Linked DNA regions of Homo sapiens: regions 1, 2 and 3 are each linked to region 4. A link is a contact called in ENCODE Hi-C or POLR2A ChIA-PET data. All regions are on one chromosome and are shown on one strand. The core of a region is the stretch at or near the end of the contact, and the rest is flanking DNA. Distances in the headings are between cores, read along the strand shown. Region 1 holds the start of KLHL12 (kelch like family member 12). Region 2 holds the start of CSRP1-AS1 (CSRP1 antisense RNA 1). Region 3 holds the start of PCAT6 (prostate cancer associated transcript 6). Region 4 holds the start of PTPN7 (protein tyrosine phosphatase non-receptor type 7).

Region 1 (3,354 bases), core at 104-2,603, 770 kb before region 4:
CGCAGCGTTGTTCGGCCCGAAAAGGCCATTGTGGACAATGGACGTGAATAAATTTGAGGCCTCTGTGGGTTTTCTCGATGTCAAAAAGTTCCTCAGTACCTGGAAGGTAAAACATACTTGCTGCAATCAGATGCTTGGCATATTAAGCGTTGGAATTCTCTCTGCCTGCCCTGCCTAGTGAGCGGTAGGGAGGAACTCAGGCTCAGCCAATCGCCGAGCTGTAGATACATTCCCAGGCTCCCTGCCGGACCCCACAACATCCAGCCTTTTTTTTGTTTTTTCTTTTTTTTCTTTTTTCTTTTTTTTTTTTTTGAGACGGAGTCTTGCTCTGTCGCCCAGGCTGGAGTACAGTGGCGCGATCTCAGCTCACTGCAACCTCCGCCTCCCGGGTTCACGCCATTCTCCTGCCTCAGCTTCCCGAGTAGCTGGGACTACTGGCGCCCGCCACTACGCCCAGCCAATTTTTTTGTATTTTTAGTGGAGACGGGGTTTCACCGTGTTAGCCAGAATCGATCTCCTGACCTCGTGATCCACCCGTCTCGGCCTCCCAAAGTGCTGGGATTACAGGCGTGAGCCACCTCGCCTGGCCTTTTTTTTTTTTTTTTAAGAGACAGAGTCTCAGTCGGTCGCCCAGCCCGGAGTGCAATGGCGCGATCTCGGCTCAGCAACCTCCGCCTCCCAGGTTCTAGCGATTCTCCTGCATTAGCCTCCTGAGTAGTTGGGATTACAGGCGCGTGCCACAACGCCCGGCTAATTTTTTTGTATTTTCAGTAGAGATAGGGTTTCACCATGTTGGCCAGGCTGGTCTCGAACTCCTGACCTCAAGTAATACACCCGCCTCGGCCTCCCAAAGTGCCGGGATTACAGGCGTGAGCCACCACGCCTGGACATTTTTTTTTTTTTTTTTTTTTTACAGGGTCTCATTCTGTGGCCCAGGCTGGAGTGCAGTGGCGATCCTGGCTCACTGCAACCTCTGCTGCCTGGCTCAAGTGATCCTCCTGTCAGCCTCTCGAGTAGCTGGGACTACAGGCGCGGTGCGGGCTAATTTTTTTTTTTTTTTTTTTTTTGTAGAAACGGGGTTTTGCCGTGATCCCCAGGCGGGTCTGGAACTCCGGAGCTCAGGTAATTCGCTCGCCTCGGCCTGCCAAAGTGCCGGGATTATAGGCGTGAGCCACCATTCCCTGCCCACCCGACCTTTTTGTAATTCGGCTTCCTAGCAGCGTACAGAAGCCCCGCGCTAGGGTACAGACAGGTCACGTGACACCACCTCCTCACGTGACGCAGACTCTGGAGCGGGGGGAGGGCGGTGCTCCAGCTGCATTGCGTCATCACGTCGCGCGGCCGCAGGGGCCAGACCCGGACGGCTCCAGAGCCTCCAGAGCCTCCGGGTCTGGGCGGCGCTTCGGCTCCTCCCGAGCCGCCTGCTAGCCCCGCGCCGCACTCCATCCCCACAGGCTGGGGACGGGCCCGGTGCGGCTGTGTGGGTTCGGGAGCGGAGGTGAGTTGCGCGGAAGTGATGGCAGTCAGCCCTTCCCTTCCTGTCCGTCAACTCCGGGTTATGGCCCTACCCCCCATCCTTGGTCTCCCTGCAAGGCGGAATGGGAGACATGCCCAACAGAGGAGGAAGGCTGGCAGTGGGGTGGGGCATCTGGCCTCGGTCACCCTCTCAACTCTCCCCCTGAACTGCCCCTCTCCGATACCTCCACCTGGCGGTGGCGGCCATATGCCTGGTGGTATTAGGAGGAAGGACTTCGTTTCCTTCTCTAGAATTTAGTCTTTCCCGAGTTTACTACCCATTCCCTGCCCCGAATCTCCCGAAGTGGAATCCCTCCATTCAGATGTTAACGAAAGTTCTAGAAAATAGGTCACTTCAGAAGGGTGAGGATGAAGGATATGCTGAGACTTGGAGTGTTGAGGCAGGAATCCCCTAGAAGGAAGACCACTCTGCACCGGGGTACTGTCATTTTGACACGGAAACGATAAAAGACCCCCCGGGCTGTCTTCATAGTAAATGGACATTTGTTCTAGACCTTTTTACACCCCTAGAGTTGCAACTAAGTTGACTTAAGTCTTTTTGAAAAACATATGCTTTGATGAATCACCCGCTTTTCTGTAAAATGGGTCTTGCAGAGTTGTTGGAGGAATTATCTATAGTGCTTATAGAGTAAAATGCCAACTACAAACAGAAGTAGATGAGAATTTAGGATCTCATTTTTCCTGTTGAAAGATTAATTGTGACTTGTGGACTTTTGGAGACCACAGTTTGATTTCCTTCCCCCCGGATCATTTCAGAAAGTTTTGGATTCCAATATCGATTCTTTAACAGTAATGGACATTCACAGATGTAGAGTAGGAATACCCTCTTGTTGAAGAGCTTCAATATCTTAAGCAAGTGTAAGTCCATCGATAACTTGCGTGGTTTCCATTATTCAGTGTAGGTAATGGGTCCTCAATTGAAGTTTCTTTTTTTTTTTTTTTTTTTGAGACAGAGTCTCGCTCTGTTGCCCAGGCTGGAGTGCAGTGGTGTGATCTCGGCTCACTGCAACCTCCACCTCCTGGGTTCAAGTGATTCTCGGGCCTCAGCCTTCTTGGTAGCTAGGATTATAGGCGCGCATCACCACGCCTGGCTATTTTTTGTATTTTTAGTAGAGACTAGGTTTCACCATGTTGGCCAGGCTGCTCTCAAACTCCTGACCTCAACTGATCACCCACCTCAGCCTCCTAAAGTGCTGGGATTACAGGAGTGAGCTGTTGGGCCCGGCCTGAAGTTTCATTTTAAGAAGAAATCCAGATATGTTTGGAAGTCATCAGACATATCATTTGGATACTTCTTTAGAAAAAAGTTTATTTTTACTGAGTGGCCTTTCTTGCTCTAAGTTGAAGTTGAATACACACTTTTTCTTACATTAAATTCTAAACATTTATTGTGCAACTTCTAGGATAGAAAGCATACATATAAAGCAGGATCCTCTTTTTATGTATGCTCTAAATACTTATCTACTTAAGGACATTAAATAGTAATAATATAACACCTTTAAGAAATTTTATATTTTCGGTTTATCATTTGAGACAAGAACCTTGTCAAGATTTACAAGACATATATTGTTTATCTCTACTTACATTTCAGCATTGATCATATTAAATGTCAAGTGGTAGGGACACTCCGTGATAGAGGAATTCAGAGGAAGAAGAGAGAGCTTTTACATGGACTAGATAGTGGCTAGTGGTTGGTGGTGATGCCAGGCATAGGAGTGCCCTCAACTTGTGTATGTTTGGGTCTGAGGAAGCCTCTTAGGTTCTTAATTTGTAAAGCTAATTAAATATGTTCAGTTGCCCTAGTTCTTTGAATATGCT
Region 2 (3,156 bases), core at 374-2,873, 650 kb after region 4:
TCATCTCTCCAAGATACTGAGAATTGAAAGGAGAGGGGGAAATCCCATGGGATCGCCATCTTTGGGCGGAAGCCCTTGGTCTCTGACACTGATGGTGGTTCTGCAGTTTAATGGACCTGTTTAACTATTGCTTAGTCAGTGCAGCCGTGACCAGAAATTCTTCTGGTTTCTCCTCCTTCATCTTGGTTGGGTCAGATGAAGATGGCCCAATCTGCAAGAAACACTGGTTGTGTGCTTCTAGACATTTTAATCTTGGAGGGCCTTGTTTATAGGATGGACCTGGCCAAAGGAAAGATGTTACTTATGGTAGAAAGCAAGAAAAACCTAGATAAACACTTTTTTTTTTGAGAAACACTCTTGCTCTGTCGCCCAGGCTGGAGTGCAGTGGTGCAATCTTGGCTCACTGCAACCTCTGCCTCCTGAGTTCAAGTGATCCTTCCACCTCAGCCTCTCGAGTAGCTTGGATTACAGGCACACACCACCACGCCTGGCTAATTTTTTTAATTTTTTTGTAGAAACAGGGTTTCACCAGGTCTCGAACTCCTGGGTTTAAGCAATCTGCCTGCCTCGGCCTCCCAAAGTGTTGGGATTACAGGCGTGAGCCACAGTGCCTGGCCAAATACTTCATTTTCTAGATCATAAGATGCTTAACTTTATTCCTGGCAAAAAGTTGATTCAGCAAACCAGGGCTTTAAGTGAAGCCGGTTGGGGCCTGAACCCTTGACACCTGCCCAGGGTGGAAGACATAGCAGCTGCATCTATGGGCCACCTGGGGTGTAGGGTGACCAGCTGGAGGCTGTGAGCTTCTCTGCTCCCTGAAATGCCTGCACGGGGCACTCAGGAAGGGCTGGGGACTGGGTGAGGAGGTGTGGACAGAATGTCCCCTGGAAACTGCCCCAGGGGCAGCTTGAGTGGCCTGAGCCTGTGTCTGTCCTACTGAAGGTTGGAGCCCCAGAGAAAAGCCTCTATGGAGGCACCCACTTTTCAGAACTGCTGCTTTTGCGGGAGAACACCTTTTTCCAGGTGTTGTCCTTAGGGTAGCAGGGAAGACTGGGAAAAACTGAGGGGCAAGAGCTGTTGGAGGGGGGAGTTACATTTATTGAGTGTCTATTACATGCCGGGTGCTGCTGAAGGTCTGCGGGTCCTACCGGATCTCCTTTTAGCCCCTCACATCCCTGTAGATTACACGCCGTTCACAGATGACCCTGAACCCAGAAGGGCTGTCTAGGCCCAGGGCCCAGCTAGTGAGTGGATGGGCAGAATCAGACCTGCCCTGGAAGGGTCTGTCTTACCCTGGCGCCCAAAATGTGTCCCTCACCCTCTGCCACCAGGACAAGTAAATTCGAGACACCCTTTCGTTAGGGGCTCAAGTTTATCATGGGTCTGACCTCTAAGGTCATATCTCCGCCTTCTCACCTGACAGACAGGAAACTCCTGAAATGCCCCTCGCACGTGCAAGACGTTTTCCGCGGTGGCGGCGACAGGGCGCACAGTGGGACCGCAGCACGAGCTCGGAGCACCCCCAGAGTCGGCGACTCCTGCCCCCGCCCCTGCCGGCCGGCCTTCCCGGGGCCTAGGAGGGCAGCACCGCCGGGCTTCGCGCCATGACATCAGCCCTGGAGTGGTGCAGTGTGCAAAGCCCACTGGTTGGCGTGGCCCGGGACACGCCTTCCGCGGAGCGGAACAAAACGGCGCGCAGGCCGGGCGCACCCAGCCGCCACTTCCGAGAGCGCCTGCCGCCCCTGCGCCGCCGAGCCAGCTGCCAGGTGAGTGCGCCCTGAGTCGCGCGGCTCTGCCCGCCGCGGAGGGGCGCCTGGGCACGCACTCAGCGCCTCCCGGTCTTGCCAGCCCCGCCGCAGCCCCGGGGCTGTCGCAGGCGGGGAACTGTGAGAAGTGACCGCAGTTAGCCCGGGCAGTGCTGCTCTTTTCTGGAGGCACTAGGTCCGTCCCCATCCCGGGCCTTCCTGGGCTTCCTGGACACAGTTGACTTCCGCGTGTGCGTGACCCAGGGCGACCCGGCTCCCCGCAACCGCCTGCAAGTCGGGCAGAACAATCGGCGATTCTGCGCGCCACTGACGCTCATTGTATGGCAGAGAGATGAGGGCATCCGTGCCACCCCCTCCCTCACCCTCCTGCTGGGGAGAAAATGCCCGCGGGCGGGGTGGGGCAAACATCTGGGCCTGACCTTGGACATCTGTGTCCCTGAGCGCAGGTGTGAGTTTTCCCTCTTGTGAAATAACTGCATGGAAACCTCTCCACTCCAAATCTTGGTGCTAGGTGGTGATGGTTACTGAAACCTGAAAGAGCCTGCAGTCAGTGTTTTGTGGCCTCAGTCCTTGAAAGCTGGGAAGTGATAAAGGGGCTGGTATTGAGCACATTTAAAGCAAATCACAATGTGTTAGCTAACAATCAGCCCTCTGAGGCAGGTATTGTATCTACTGGTACAGACTAGAGAATATTTTGCATGCTTCTGGTTCTGGTGCTGTTGTGAACTAACCAGGACCCAGGAATCGGCTGGAGCAATAGTGGGCTCAGGCTCTGCCTAGAGCCCTGGGCTCCAGCCACCCACCAGCTGCTCCCTGAGAGTGAATGAATGGGCAGGCTCTCCCCACGCTGGGATACTATCACAGTGGCACCGAGGAAATCCACTGGGCCCTGGTAGAAAGTATATCAGTATATCATGAAGAGGTGGCTTGGAGTCTTGGTGGGATTGTTTGGAAGGCAGAGTTTTGACTCTTGGATTTGCCACTTAACGCGCAGGTTTCCTTGGACAAACTATTTAACTTCTCAATGTCTCAGTTTCTTTCAGGGATGCTACTTGGGGAGCATATTACACAGAACCTCCAACACAGGAGTGATCTCTCAGTTACTGTCTTTCTTGTCCTCCCCTCATCCCTTGCCTTCCTCCCAGAAGCTAAGGAGGCTGGAGGTGCTGGTTGTCTCCCTCTGTCCTCTCAGACTGCATGTTGGGGATTTTCCCCAGGTGGGATTTGGGGATGGGTACTGAGCCTCCCCTCAACTGCTCTCACTCAACTGCTGCCTCCTGACTCTCCAGCTGGTTTCTGGCTACCTCTTTTGAGAGAGACTGTCCTCAGCCCTCAGCTGCTGGAGGGCAGCTTTTACCCATTGTTTCCTAAATCCAGCCTCCTCCTGCTC
Region 3 (3,292 bases), core at 412-2,911, 650 kb before region 4:
CCTGACCCCCACAAGGGTCTAGCCCTTTGAGCCCCACACCCAGGTAAACCAAAGCCCAGGACTGAGGGTGCAGTTACCCTGGATCTCAGTTGGGCTGAGTCATCAGAGAGGGATTCCAGGACAGGAGAGGAAGAGCAGATGGGAGGAGGAAGAGGTATTTATTAGTTACCAGGTGGCTCCCAGGACCCAGACCCAGCTTCCCAAGAACAGAAACCCAGAAATGAGCGCCTGGTCAAGGTGTAAGCTGTTCCCCAAGGGCAGCCCCGACAGCTGGGGCTAAAGCAGAACAGTGAGCACAGAAGTCCACCATAAGGGACCAGCTCAGCAGTAGACGATAGCATAGGAGGGGTTGCTGGTTCCCGGGAATTAAGCAGGGCAGGGAATGGGGGAGGATGGGTTTATCTCACCTGTGGTGCCCACCCATTGTGGAGGCTCCCTCAACACCGTTCTGAGCCTCCTTCCTGCTTCATGTGGTCAACCAGATTCTTCTTTGTCCAGCCCAAAGCTCCATCCTCAGCCAATGGTAGCCACAGAAACTCAAGGCCATTTACCCTCCCTTTCAACAAATATTTGTGGAGCGTGTGCCACGTGCCTGGTGCCAAGGAGAGAGACATTACTTCTTCCCTCTAGAGGCTTACAATCTGGCAGGAGAGGAATATGTATGGGGAGAGTGCAGGGACACCGCGGAAAAAAGACAAATACTGAGTTATAAGTGTTGTAATAGGGGGTAGTAACAAGACGTTGTAGGACTACACAAAATAAAACAAGGAGGCCAAATCGCAAGCGTTTGTGGGTTTCACAGGGGACATCTGACAGCAAACATTCCAGGGCACCGAGAGATGGTGAGGAGAGATGATGGCATTGAATTGGAGAGATGAGCTGAGATGGACTGCGCAGAGGACGAGGGAAAGCCGGTGCACTGGAGACTGGGGGAGACGAGAGGATCCACCGGGTTGGGAGGGGAAGGGTGGTGGTAGAAGCACGAGCAAGGCAGAGACCGGAGGCCAGGGCGGAAGGGAGGCTCACGGACACCTGGAGCCCTGAAAAGTTGTCAGAGGCGGCGAGGGGGTGGGGAGCGGACCCTACACGTGCGCTACGTGCTGCGCCGGCCGCTGGGGAGCCCGGTCTGCCCCCCTCATCCCAGAACCCGGTCCCAGGGCAGTTGCACGGCGCCCAGGGGGAGGGGAGGGAGGAAGTCCCCCCAAGTTTGCAACCCGGCAGCGTGGTCTTCGCAACGCGGTTACCGGAAGGAACGCGAGGAGCGCCTCATCACCAGGCGGGTGTATCTAGGGGCGAAGGCTGCAGATCTGGGGCGCAGGCTGGAAAGTGGGGTGCAGCCGGTTGACGTGAGGTCTGGGAGTTGGATGGACCGAATGAGGATGGAGACACCTAGGGATGTGTCCGAAGGATCTGGCGCTGCACAAATGAGGGCGGTTTGGGGGACGGAGGCCCGGGCGGGGGCGGAGTGTTGTCCAAGAGTAAGGAGGGGGTTCCTGGAGACGTGGCACTCGGAGCGGGGCTGGGTTCCGCTCCGGCCGCCTGGGCTGCAGCTCCGCTATGGCCTAGGAACCCGAACCTGACCCCGCCTAGGCCTCGCACCCAGCCCTCTGGGAGCTCCGGCCCCGGCACCTCCAGGCTGGGGTTGCCCAGGTCCGGCCTCTGGGGCGTCCAGCCGGCCCTAGACGAGACAATGCGGCCCGGGCCCCGCCCCCGGAGGATGACGCGCCCGGCTGCCGGCCAGTCAGCGCCCGTGGCTAGGCTCTTTAAAAAAAGAAGGGCCGGCGCGGTGTGGCTGTCAGCTGGGAGGGATCCCTCCGCCCATGTAAACATCATAAAGGGCAAGGGGAGCGTCTGTTGTGGGCGGGGGAGCGGCTGCCTTCCCGGAGAGTCCTCTCGGTCCCTAGGTTCCCCTCAAGACGCCGGCAACCGCCCCGTCCCTTAACGTCACACCGGGTCTGCTGGGAGCCAAACAGCTGCGGCCTGATCTGGGAGCGATAGAATCTCATCACTTAGGGTCACTACCGGAAATGGAGGAAGCCGGACTGGGAGACCTTGAGAGTTGGGAGCGAGAGGGAATCGTAGGACGCAGCTGAGAATTGGGAAAGATTTTCTTAGGCTTGTTCTTCCTGTCCATCTCAGTTAAATAATAATCATAACTCATGTAAGTCTAGAATTTGTCTCAAAGTTATGCCTACCTGGCTCGTAGGATGCCAACGTTAGGAGTGAAAATAGTCAACGCTCTCCCGAGAGAGCACATGACACTACATGAGCTTCATCAAGACCCTCGGAGGCCCAGAATGCGCACCAAAGAGCCATCGACGATAATTCTTCTACCCAACTTTTATTTAGTATTATTAAATATTCAGTAAAGTTAAAAGAAATTTGCATCAAATTCCTCTATACCCACTACCTAGATTCTATTATAACTTGCCACATCGCATATCTATCTTGCACTGATAATTCTTTTAATAGTGTATTAGCTGTCCCCTGGGCTTGACTCTCCATTGCAGTAGGGAGCAGGAAAAGACTCCAGGTCCCAAAGCCCTGGAGAGCTAAGAAAAGGAATACGTTCTCCCAGGACCACTGTGAACTCTTTCCTGGGCCCGGTACCTCTGGGAAAAATTTGTTGAAGGGAAGGCGGTTTTCTTCTCCCCCCACGCCCATCCCCCCTTTTAATTGAAGACTTCTTAAGCATAAGAGATTTCCTTCCACTAGGTGAATCTGAAAGCGAACTAAGATCTTGACAAACATTCCTTGCATACGTTTGGCAGCTTTCTGGATGAAAGAGGTCATTTCAATGTTGACGTTCTACTTTTTGAGCTTCCTCCTTTTTTCTGAGGCTGCTGGACACTACCCCCCCACCCCCGTCCCCCGTCTCCCGCCAAAAGAAAAAAGGCGCCTCAAAAGTGTTCGTATCTCTTAAAGTTCGTTAACCTCTTTGCCTCCGTTGCCTGCTCTGCAAAATGAGGATAATATCGTACCTACTCAATATGGTGGTTGTGAAGACTCAGTGAGCTAATACATGCAGAGCGTTTAGAGCAGTGCTTTACACACAGTAGCATTAAATAGCGGCTATCACCCATAAGCACATAACTCCCAGATTTATATCTCCAATTCTGATCTCGCCCCTTCAGATTTATACCCTTCAGTCTGTTGAAGGATACCCCGTTGTGTATTTCTACCTGTATGTACCAGAGACACCTCAAATTCAAAATGTCCAGAAATGAACACAGTATCTTCTTCCCTTGAGTAACTCGCCTTCTGTATATAATTGGGGTGAATGTTCCAGCAA
Region 4 (2,912 bases), core at 413-2,912:
GTGGGGAGGGCTTTGCCGCTTCCTCCTCCCACCCCTGTGGTGTCCTAGCTTCCTGTTCTTGATAACAATCAGCATAGGCTCAGAGCCGGGCCCTCTTTCCAACCCCCACCTGCCCCCTCCTGTGTCCCCAGGGCCCCCACTACCCACCAGTGGAAACACTGACTGGTGTGGGGGGTGAGGCAGAGGCCAGTCTCCAGGTCACTGCTCGCAAGCATGTTAGGGATTCCCAGGTTCCTGCTTCCCTCCAGTCTGTCCTGAGCACGGGAACCAACCCCTTTCCCAGCCCTAATCGGCCTCCTCCTCAGGGAAACCCACCCACTCCGGAGAGGAACGCAGGCTGCAGGGAAGGAGGTGCCAGGATCAGCTGGCCATGGAGGGGCTCAAAAAAGAGCCAGCCCCTGTCCCCACTGCCAAGAGCAAGGGCGGGTGCTGGGAGGCCTTCTGAGCCTCTGGGGGCTGTTCTTGTTCTTCGTCTCAACCCTCCTCCTCAAGGGGCCAGCAGAAGGCCAGCCCCCTCCCGACCACCCCCTCCGGCATGCCTACCCCCTGTGCCTAGGGTACCTCATTTCTTTTTTGCTGTCACCATTTGACAGCTGAATCAGGGAAGTGGGAGGAAGAAAGAGGACGTGGATTGTGCATGTTGGGGGCCGGGAAGGGAAGGGCGTTTGAAATGTTACAAGGTAAAAGGAGGCGTGCAGCGAGCATGAACCGGCTGGGCTGCTGGCCCGCAAGGAGCCTGCCAAGGTCAGGCAGGGGCAGTGGGCAGAGGAGTCTTGGACTTGGGGGCCACCCTTCAGGTCCCAGGCATCCAGGCACCCCAGCAGCGAAGAGGACATGGGAGTCCCCTGGTGTGAGGGCCAGAGACTGTCCACTGTCTGTAAGTCTTCTAAGTAGATGTCAGGGTTCTGGGAGGAGGCCTGCAGGGGGCTGAGGGCCCAGGGGAAGCCCCTCGGACTCCCTCCCACAAGTGGACTCTGCTATCTGCTTCCTGCTGGGCTGGCCTACACTCAGGCCGTGGGCTGTGGAGAGCTGGGCCGTGGCACAGGCGTGGAGACGACCTTTTTGGCCTGGCCCCGGCCCTTTCCTTCACATTGTGAGGCATGGATTCTTGCTTCTTCTTTTTCCCCACCCCGAGTCTGTGCCACATCTGCTCTGGGAAGATGTGGTCTGTGCTTGGCCATGAATTCCCAAGGCTTGAAGCAGCAAGGGCTTTGAGGGAGAGGGCCTTGAGGGAGAGGGCCTTGAGGGAGAGGGCTGTGGGGCAGAAGCAGAGAAGGAGAAATAAGCCTCCGGCCAAGGTCAGGTTGAGCAGGAGAGCCTTGGGTTCTTTGTGGGACAGCACAGAGCTGGGGGTCAGGCGAGCTGTGCCCAGCAAGTAGGCAGCGGCTGGATGTGACAAAGACCCAGAGGAGAAACACAGAAGAGGGGAGAGGGTCTGGAAGCTGGGGAAAGCAGGATGGTCGGGAAGGCCTGGCCCCTCACCCATTCCCAGGGAACGGGGCCTTGGGCCCCAGAAGGGCACAGGCGGGAGGCAGCCGACCCCTGGTGGCAGCGGCAGCAGGCACAGGAGGGCAGAATGCAGCTGGGGTGTGCGTGGGTGGCAGCAAGGAGGGGCGGAGGGAGGAAGCTGGCTTCCTGGAGCCTTCTCAGCCCTCAAAGACAGACCGACAGACAGACAGACAGCTGGCAAGAGGCAGCCTGGGGGCCACAGCTGCTTCAGTAAGTATCTGAAGGGGGGACTGGGAGTCCTGTGGCCCCGGGGGGTGCGAACTCCGGGGATATAAGAGGGCATCTCTAGGAGGGAGTGCGGGAGGGCGAGTGGGGCGCCACAGTGCCTGGCTGGGGTATGGGTGCTCACAGACCTGATGTCCCCAAGACGGGGGTGAGCAGGGAAGCCACAGGGAGCTACAAGGAGAGCAGAGGCTGAAGGGACCTTTTCTGCTACCAGAGACCCTCGCTCTACCACTCACACCTGTGCCAGGCCCATTCTGTCCCCTCACCTCCGTCCCTGCTGCCTTGGTGATTCAACACCCCCGCCACCTCGCCCACTGTGACCCTGGCTCTGGGAGATAGGGACTGCCCCCAAGAGGAGATGGTCCCACCACCTCCATGCCTCCTGTCTTGCCCCCAGCTGTCGCCTCACCATGCGCTGTCGTTCAAGGGCTTGGTGAGGCCATTTCCTGTGACGGTTACAGAGGCGGGAGACGGGGGGATGGGCAGGAGGAGGAAGGAAACACCTCCAGCCTACCTCCCTGGACAGAGACCCCAGAAGCCAGAAACAGACCTGGGAGTGGAACAGCAGCAGTTAGGAGAGGACCCTGCTGGGGTCCAGGAGCCCGCCTGCCTGGCTGCCCAACCAGCTCCAACACTGCTGGAGGCCTCCATTCTCTGTTCAGGGGAAGGCCCACTGGTTAGCTCAGAGATGGCTTCTGCGTGCTTTCTCCCTTCCGTCCTAGAGAACACATATTTTCTGTTTCCTCCCTTGCCTTCTCCCACTTGGACCTGCTCAGAGCCCTGTGTACTCTGGTGTGTGGCCTCTCTCCCCTCTCTCTTTTCCTCCTTCTGGATTCTTTCCTATCTTCATCCACAATCTCTACCCTTTATCTTGCCGTTACTCTACCCCGAGACTGCCTTCTGCCCTGGGTCCCACCAAATAGATCCTGTCCTTCCCTTAGTGAAAATGAGGCCACCTCTTGGGGAACAGAAGACGCCCCAGTGAAAACAGAGTGCAAACCTGGCCTGGCATGGGAGCCTCCTTCTGGCCAATCAGGCAGGCCAGAGAACAGCAGCGGAGGGCCCTGTCTTTCAGGCAGACCTCATGGCTGAGTGAGCCTCCCCTGGGCCCAGCACCCCACCTCAGCATGGTCCAAGCCCATGGGGGGCGCTCCAGAGCACAGCCGTTGACCTTGTCT

What was found. A loop is a pair of places that touch in the nucleus more often than their neighbours do. ChIA-PET counts read pairs that join two places held with the same protein, here RNA polymerase II (POLR2A). Pooled maps may share reads with other maps.
Region 1: a loop to region 4 is called in a pooled map, with 6 times the contacts of the local background. The contact joins the promoter of KLHL12 here to the promoter of PTPN7 in region 4. A Hi-C loop is called at or near these places in 2 of 50 pooled maps. POLR2A ChIA-PET finds 5 or more read pairs at or near these places in 3 of 52 experiments (AG04450, GM12878 and activated T-cell).
Region 2: a loop to region 4 is called in a map of B cell, with 11 times the contacts of the local background. The contact joins the promoter of CSRP1-AS1 here to the promoter of PTPN7 in region 4. A Hi-C loop is called at or near these places in 1 of 168 maps with a recorded cell type or tissue (B cell) and 6 of 50 pooled maps. POLR2A ChIA-PET finds 5 or more read pairs at or near these places in 1 of 52 experiments (MCF 10A).
Region 3: a loop to region 4 is called in a map of CD8-positive, alpha-beta T cell, with 2.8 times the contacts of the local background. The contact joins the promoter of PCAT6 here to the promoter of PTPN7 in region 4. A Hi-C loop is called at or near these places in 3 of 168 maps with a recorded cell type or tissue (CD8-positive, alpha-beta T cell, K562 and naive thymus-derived CD4-positive, alpha-beta T cell), 2 of 37 single-sample maps with no recorded cell type and 12 of 50 pooled maps. POLR2A ChIA-PET finds 5 or more read pairs at or near these places in 2 of 52 experiments (H1 and activated CD8-positive, alpha-beta memory T cell).

Annotation. Positions count from the first base shown.
Region 1 is chr1:202,925,233-202,928,586 of GRCh38, reverse strand. KLHL12 (kelch like family member 12) reads left to right here and starts at 1,353. Exons shown (of 12, transcript NM_021633.4): 1 at 1,353-1,498. RefSeq lists enhancers at 1-84, 1,161-1,210.
Region 2 is chr1:201,505,680-201,508,835 of GRCh38, reverse strand. CSRP1-AS1 (CSRP1 antisense RNA 1) reads right to left here and starts at 1,623. Exons shown (of 2, transcript NR_160747.1): 1 at 1,417-1,623. CSRP1 (cysteine and glycine rich protein 1) reads left to right here and starts at 1,713. Exons shown (of 6, transcript NM_004078.3): 1 at 1,713-1,766. RefSeq lists a silencer at 1,382-2,011.
Region 3 is chr1:202,809,323-202,812,614 of GRCh38, reverse strand. PCAT6 (prostate cancer associated transcript 6) reads right to left here and starts at 1,661. Exons shown (of 2, transcript NR_046325.2): 1 at 1,245-1,661; 2 at 703-1,040. LOC124904583 reads left to right here. Exons shown (of 3, transcript XM_047439549.1): 3 at 1,056-2,377. The coding sequence ends at 1,580. RefSeq lists a silencer at 1,565-1,794.
Region 4 is chr1:202,159,352-202,162,263 of GRCh38, reverse strand. PTPN7 (protein tyrosine phosphatase non-receptor type 7) reads left to right here and starts at 1,662. Exons shown (of 10, transcript NM_002832.4): 1 at 1,662-1,719; 2 at 2,810-2,912. The coding sequence starts at 2,862. RefSeq lists enhancers at 2,372-2,451, 2,712-2,801, 2,902-2,912.